Regions from separate parts of the Homo sapiens genome. Here region 1 is linked to region 2. A link is a loop called in an ENCODE intact Hi-C map of the cell type or tissue named here. Cell type or tissue: heart right ventricle. All regions are shown on one strand.

Region 1 (2,500 bases), 46 kb before region 2:
CTCCTGGCCTCAGGTGATCTGCCTGCCTCGGTCTCCCAAAGTGCTGGGATGAGCCATTGAATGAGCCACAGGCATGAGCCACTGCACCTGGCCTCTTTTTTCATTTTAAATATCCATTAAATTTACTCATGATTGTGTGGTATTCTAGTTCCGTAAATAAACAATAATTTTTTAATCCATTCTTATGTTGATGGAAATGTGGATTGTTTCCAGTCTTTGGCTATTATGAAAAATATTGCTATGAACATTCTTGTACCTGTTTTTTGGCGAGTTTATGTAATTCTATTGGGTATACACCTGGGAGTAGAATTGCTGGGCCATAGAGTATGCATATGTTCATTTTATTAAATGTTCTGAAACATTTTTCTAAAGTAGTTGTTCTGTTTTATACACCCACAAGAAATGTCTGGGAATTTTATTTGCCCCACGTCCTTGCTAACACTTGCTGTTGTCTGTTCTTTTCACTGTGGCCATATAGTTAGTGGGTATGCTATTACATTGTGGTTTTAATTTTCATTTCCTGATGACTAATGAGGTTGAGCACATTTTTATATGCTTATTTGTCATTTGAATGTCCTTATTCATGAAGAGCTTGTCAAGGTTTTTTCCCATTTTTCTGTTGGATTGTCTGCCTTTTTTCTAATCTGCCTTTAAAACAGTAATTTTCCCCAACATGATAATGTAGTCATGATTTTTGTAACAATTTTTTCAGGTACAAGTGCATTTTTTTTTTTTTTTTGAGATTGTGTTTCGCTCTGTTGCCCAGGCTGGAGTGTAGTGGCGCGATCTCAGCTCACTGCAACCTCTGCCTCCCAGGCTCAAGCCATCCTCTCACCTCAGCCTCCCGAGTAGCTGGGACCACAGGCATGTGCCACCACACCCAGCTCATTTTTGTATGTTTTGTAGAGATGGTGCGGGGGGTCTCACTTTCCTGCCTAGGCTCGTCTCGAACTCCCGATCTCAAGCGATCTGCCCACATTGGCCTCCTAAAGTGCTGGGATTACAGGTGAGAGCTACAGCACCCAGCCTACAACTTCTTTATTATTTCTTTCTTTTTTCAGAAAAATGTATTGGAGACGTAGGAGATGATGAAATCACATCTAGGATTAACATCCTAGAAGGAGCCTCGGAGAGCTGTGAATACCCTAATAATAAATTATTTCGCAGGGCATATCCTGTGTCTTTAGCTTTGGATTGTGTTTCTACCTCTAATGAGAACAAAATAGAGAAGGAGGAGCCAGGCATACAGCCGAATTTGATCTCACATACCAAGAAGAGGAAACTGAGGCCTGGAGAGATAAGGCCACCCACCCTTACCAGACCCTTTTACCAAGGTATCCAAAAACAGCAGCAGAGACTAAAAACACACTTTACTGGAACCCAAAGAGGTTTTCTCTAAGTCAAGCTAACCCAGCCTCAATCAATAGAGCCAGTGAGAAAACATTGATTGTCAAAACTCTGCTCTTCCTTCAGGGTCCATCTCAGATGCGGTCTCTTTCATGAAACATTTCTGATCTTTCCAGCCAGCGTCAATCTTTTCCTATTATTTCTGTCCTGGATTGGGTTGTAGCATTTACCTCATTCTCTCTTGGACTATTTGTACACATGTCTTGTCTCCTGAGATATGTGGTAAACTCCTGGGAAGACAGGCTTGGCTTGTTTCTTTTTGTTGGCGATGGTGGGAGGGAGGCTTATATAAATTAGTTGCTCAGTAAAAGACCAAATTGAGTTGTGTTGCTTCTAAGGAGAAAAGGCCTGAGGAACTCCGTGTTTCCTGAAGCAACTGACAGGCATATTCATATTGAATTTACAAATGTCTTTGTTTTACGGTAGTATACATTTGACAATGAGATCATGGGCCCCAGAGTCTCTGTAGATAAAGAGACCCTGGGTTGTACTTTCTTGGTAGGATGCCCAAGGATGTGACGGCTGCTCTCCCTGCCACACCCAGAGTTGGTGGCTAACCCTTTTCCTGCTTCTGTGTCACTTCGTGGTTCCATGGTAGACTCAAGAGCTACTCTGGGGCAGTCTTGGAACTCTTAAGTTAAGCTAGGGTAGAGGAATGAAGAGGAACGGAAAGAGGAAGAGTGCCATGGCATGGGAAGGCTAAGGTCTCCTGTCTCCTTCTTCCTTCCTGCTTCTTGCCCAGGGGGCCCAGGCCCCCAGCTGGCAGCCACAGCAGCATGACAGTACCAGCAAGGGCGTGTGCACGCATCTTTCCTCAGCTTCCCTTGCAGTTGGTCTGTCCTGTCCTGCCCTCTCCTCCACCACTCACCCTCCCTGCACGCAAGGTGACTGCAGAGTGGCAAGGCACAGGGTGTGGGCAAAACGTGTCCTGTCACCACTTGGGCAGGGCTCAGCCTTGGAAAACACAGAGGTACTTGAAGTCCCCGGGGCTGTCATACACCAAGATCCGGTAGTTGTACATTATATGCCCTTTAAGGGAGCAGTCCTGACCTCAGGAAGAATTTCTTTGGACTTGGGAATATGAATAAAATAA
Region 2 (2,500 bases):
AAAGAAAATGCTGGCCGGGTGCAATGGCTCACGCCTGTAATCCCAGCACATTGGGAGGTCAAGGCGGGTAGATTATCTGAGGTCAGGAGTTCGAGACCAGCCTGGCCAATACGACAAAATCTCATCTACTAAAAATACAAAAATTAGTGGGACATGCTGGCACGCACTTGTAGTCCCAGCTACTTGGGAGGCTGAGGTTACAGTGAGGCAAGAGAACTGCTTGAACCCAGGAGGCAGGGGTTGCAGTGAGCTGAGATCACACCACTACACTCCAGCTTGGGCAACAGAGAGAGACTCCATTTAAAAAAAAAATAAAGAAAGAAAGGAAGAAAGAAAGGAATGGAGGGAGGGAGGGAAGGAAGGAAGGAAAAGAAAGAGAAAGAGAAAGAAATAGAAAGAGAAAGAAAGAAAGAGAAGAAAGAAAGAAAGAAAAAAAGAAAGAAAGAAAGAAAAGAGAGGAGAAGAGAAGAGAAGAAAAGAAAGAAAATGCCAGTGTCATCCCTAACCAAAGATTCTAATTGAATTTGCCTGGGATGGGTCTCAGACCAATAGAACATTCCAGGTGATTCTTCTGGGCAGCTGGGGTTGAGAGCCTCTGGTCTCAGAGATTCTAAACTCTCTCTTAGGAAGAGAAGTCCTTCTGTCCTCTCCTTTTGCCCTGACCATAGGGTGTCTAGGCAGGGAGTAGGCTGTGGATGGCCCCTCCAGGACCTGTGTCTAAGTCATTGCTGCCTTGGTTGGCTACAGGGCGGCAGCTTGGGGTCATATCTGGTCAGGCAAAATTGACTTTCAGTCTGGGCTTGAGTCCAGCCTCTGCCTGAGTGTTTGATATTGAGTAAGTGACTTCACCTGACTGGACTTCCAAAGCCCTCATCTGTGAAATGGGGACAGCAACACCATTTTGATAGTCAGTATTTCGTGACTATTAAAAAACATAACGCAGGTGAAATGCTTAGCTCAGTGTCTGACACATAAGAGGTCCTCAATAGCAGCCCATTAAAAGCTCAAAGCCTCTTCTGCTCTTGGGTTGTTTTTGCCATTACATATGGGATCCCAACAGTATTAGTTTCCCCCAATCTCTGGGGGCCCCGGTGCTAGTGATGGGTATATGTTGAATCCCAACAATAACCCTAAGAGAGAAGATGTTCCAGGTCTCACTGTCCCTCTTCTACAGGTGAGAAAAGTACAATTCAGAGACATTGAGACCCTTGCTCAGGGCCTCTCACCGGTTCAGGCACCAATCTGGGGCTCATTTCTCTTCATCCTCACCAGCCCCTTACTCTCCCTGAATGCCAAGAAATTGTGCCACCTGTGCTGCACAGAGCTTGAAAATGTCATGATATGTGGGGGAAGTTAAAAGGAAATGACACAGGCTAGAAAGAGAGAAAGGAGAGAGAGATGGGTGCTGAGCAGGAAAGCACGTGTGTCCTTGGAGCCAGAGGAGGGGCCAGCCAGGAGCTAAAGATGTTCCCAGTGTCTAGGGGTGGGAAGTGGGATGACTCACAGCCTGTCGGTGACCAGGATCTGAGACCCGGCTTCTGGGCTAAGATCTGCTTCAACTCCGTGACTTCCCCTTTCATGAAGGGGAGATGGCTTCCCATTTCAGGGCCTCAGCTTTCTGACCTGTCATGTGGGCATACTAGATTACATCACTGTTTTTCAAGCTGCCAGTTGCCATCCATTAGCAGGTTGTGAAATCAGTTTAGTGGACTGTGACCAGCCATTAAGAAAAAAAAAAAAAGCAGAAGAGAAAATATCAGAGTATATTGATACATAGTAAGCATTAGCCGTGTGAAACCTTGTGTCAGTTCCAGATCCATGTATGTAAAGACTATTAGATAGATTTCTTGATTTGGCTTCTCTCAATAGAGCTTAAAAACCACTCAGCTAGATACTTTTTAGCATTTTTTTTTTTGAGACGGAGTCTCCCTCTGTCGCCCAGGCAGGAGTGCAGTGGTGAGATCTCAGCCCACTGCAACCTCCACCTCCCCAGTTCAAGCCATTCTCCTGCCTCAGCCTACCAAGTAGCTGGAACTACAGGCATGTGTCACCACGTCCGGCTAATTTTTGTATTTTTAGTAGAGACAGGGTTTTGCCATGTTGGCCAGGCTGGTCTTGAACTCCTGACCTCAGGTGATCTTCCTGCCTCGGCCTCCCAAAGTGTTGGGATTACAGGTGTGAGCCACCGTGCCCAGCCACTTTTTAGCATTTCTGTCAGCCCTCATTAACTCTAGACTTCTGTAAAATAAAAATGCATCTATGTCTAGAGAAAAGGTGTGGGAAGTAGAGTCTGGTTGGGGGCTAGGGATAGTCCCAGCCACTAGAGTAGCATCACTCCATGTTGGGCCCCCTGTCAGCCCCTCTGTGGTGTGGTCCTCCCTGGAACAGGAGATGGGAGCCCCATCACACACCCAGCGACCAAGTCATTCTCACCCGTGTGCTGCAGGTGATTCAATTATACAGCCAGGCTGACAAGGATTGAGACGGCTGACTAGCAACT

Evidence for each region. A loop is a pair of places that touch in the nucleus more often than their neighbours do. Peaks named below come from ENCODE experiments on the same cell type or tissue, not always from the same donor. Only the 100,000 strongest peaks of a DNase experiment are listed, where the experiment ranks them.
Region 1: a loop joins it to region 2, with 2.1 times the contacts of the local background. A loop is called at or near these places in 2 of 110 quality-filtered maps.

Annotation. Positions count from the first base shown.
Region 1 is chr20:2,254,042-2,256,541 of GRCh38, forward strand. No RefSeq gene overlaps it. Among named protein-coding and RNA genes, the nearest start is that of TGM3, 41 kb to the right of the region's middle. In heart right ventricle, no CTCF peak of the experiment used is centred here; no DNase peak of the experiment used is centred here.
Region 2 is chr20:2,299,804-2,302,303 of GRCh38, forward strand. All of the region lies in intron 1 of TGM3 (transglutaminase 3), which reads left to right. It overlaps LOC105372503 (a long non-coding RNA gene), which reads right to left and starts at 1,714. Exons shown (of 3, transcript XR_937203.3): 1 at 1,505-1,714. RefSeq lists an enhancer at 1,643-1,822. In heart right ventricle, no CTCF peak of the experiment used is centred here; a DNase peak (open chromatin) is centred at 1,518; H3K27me3 peaks cover 1,858 bases.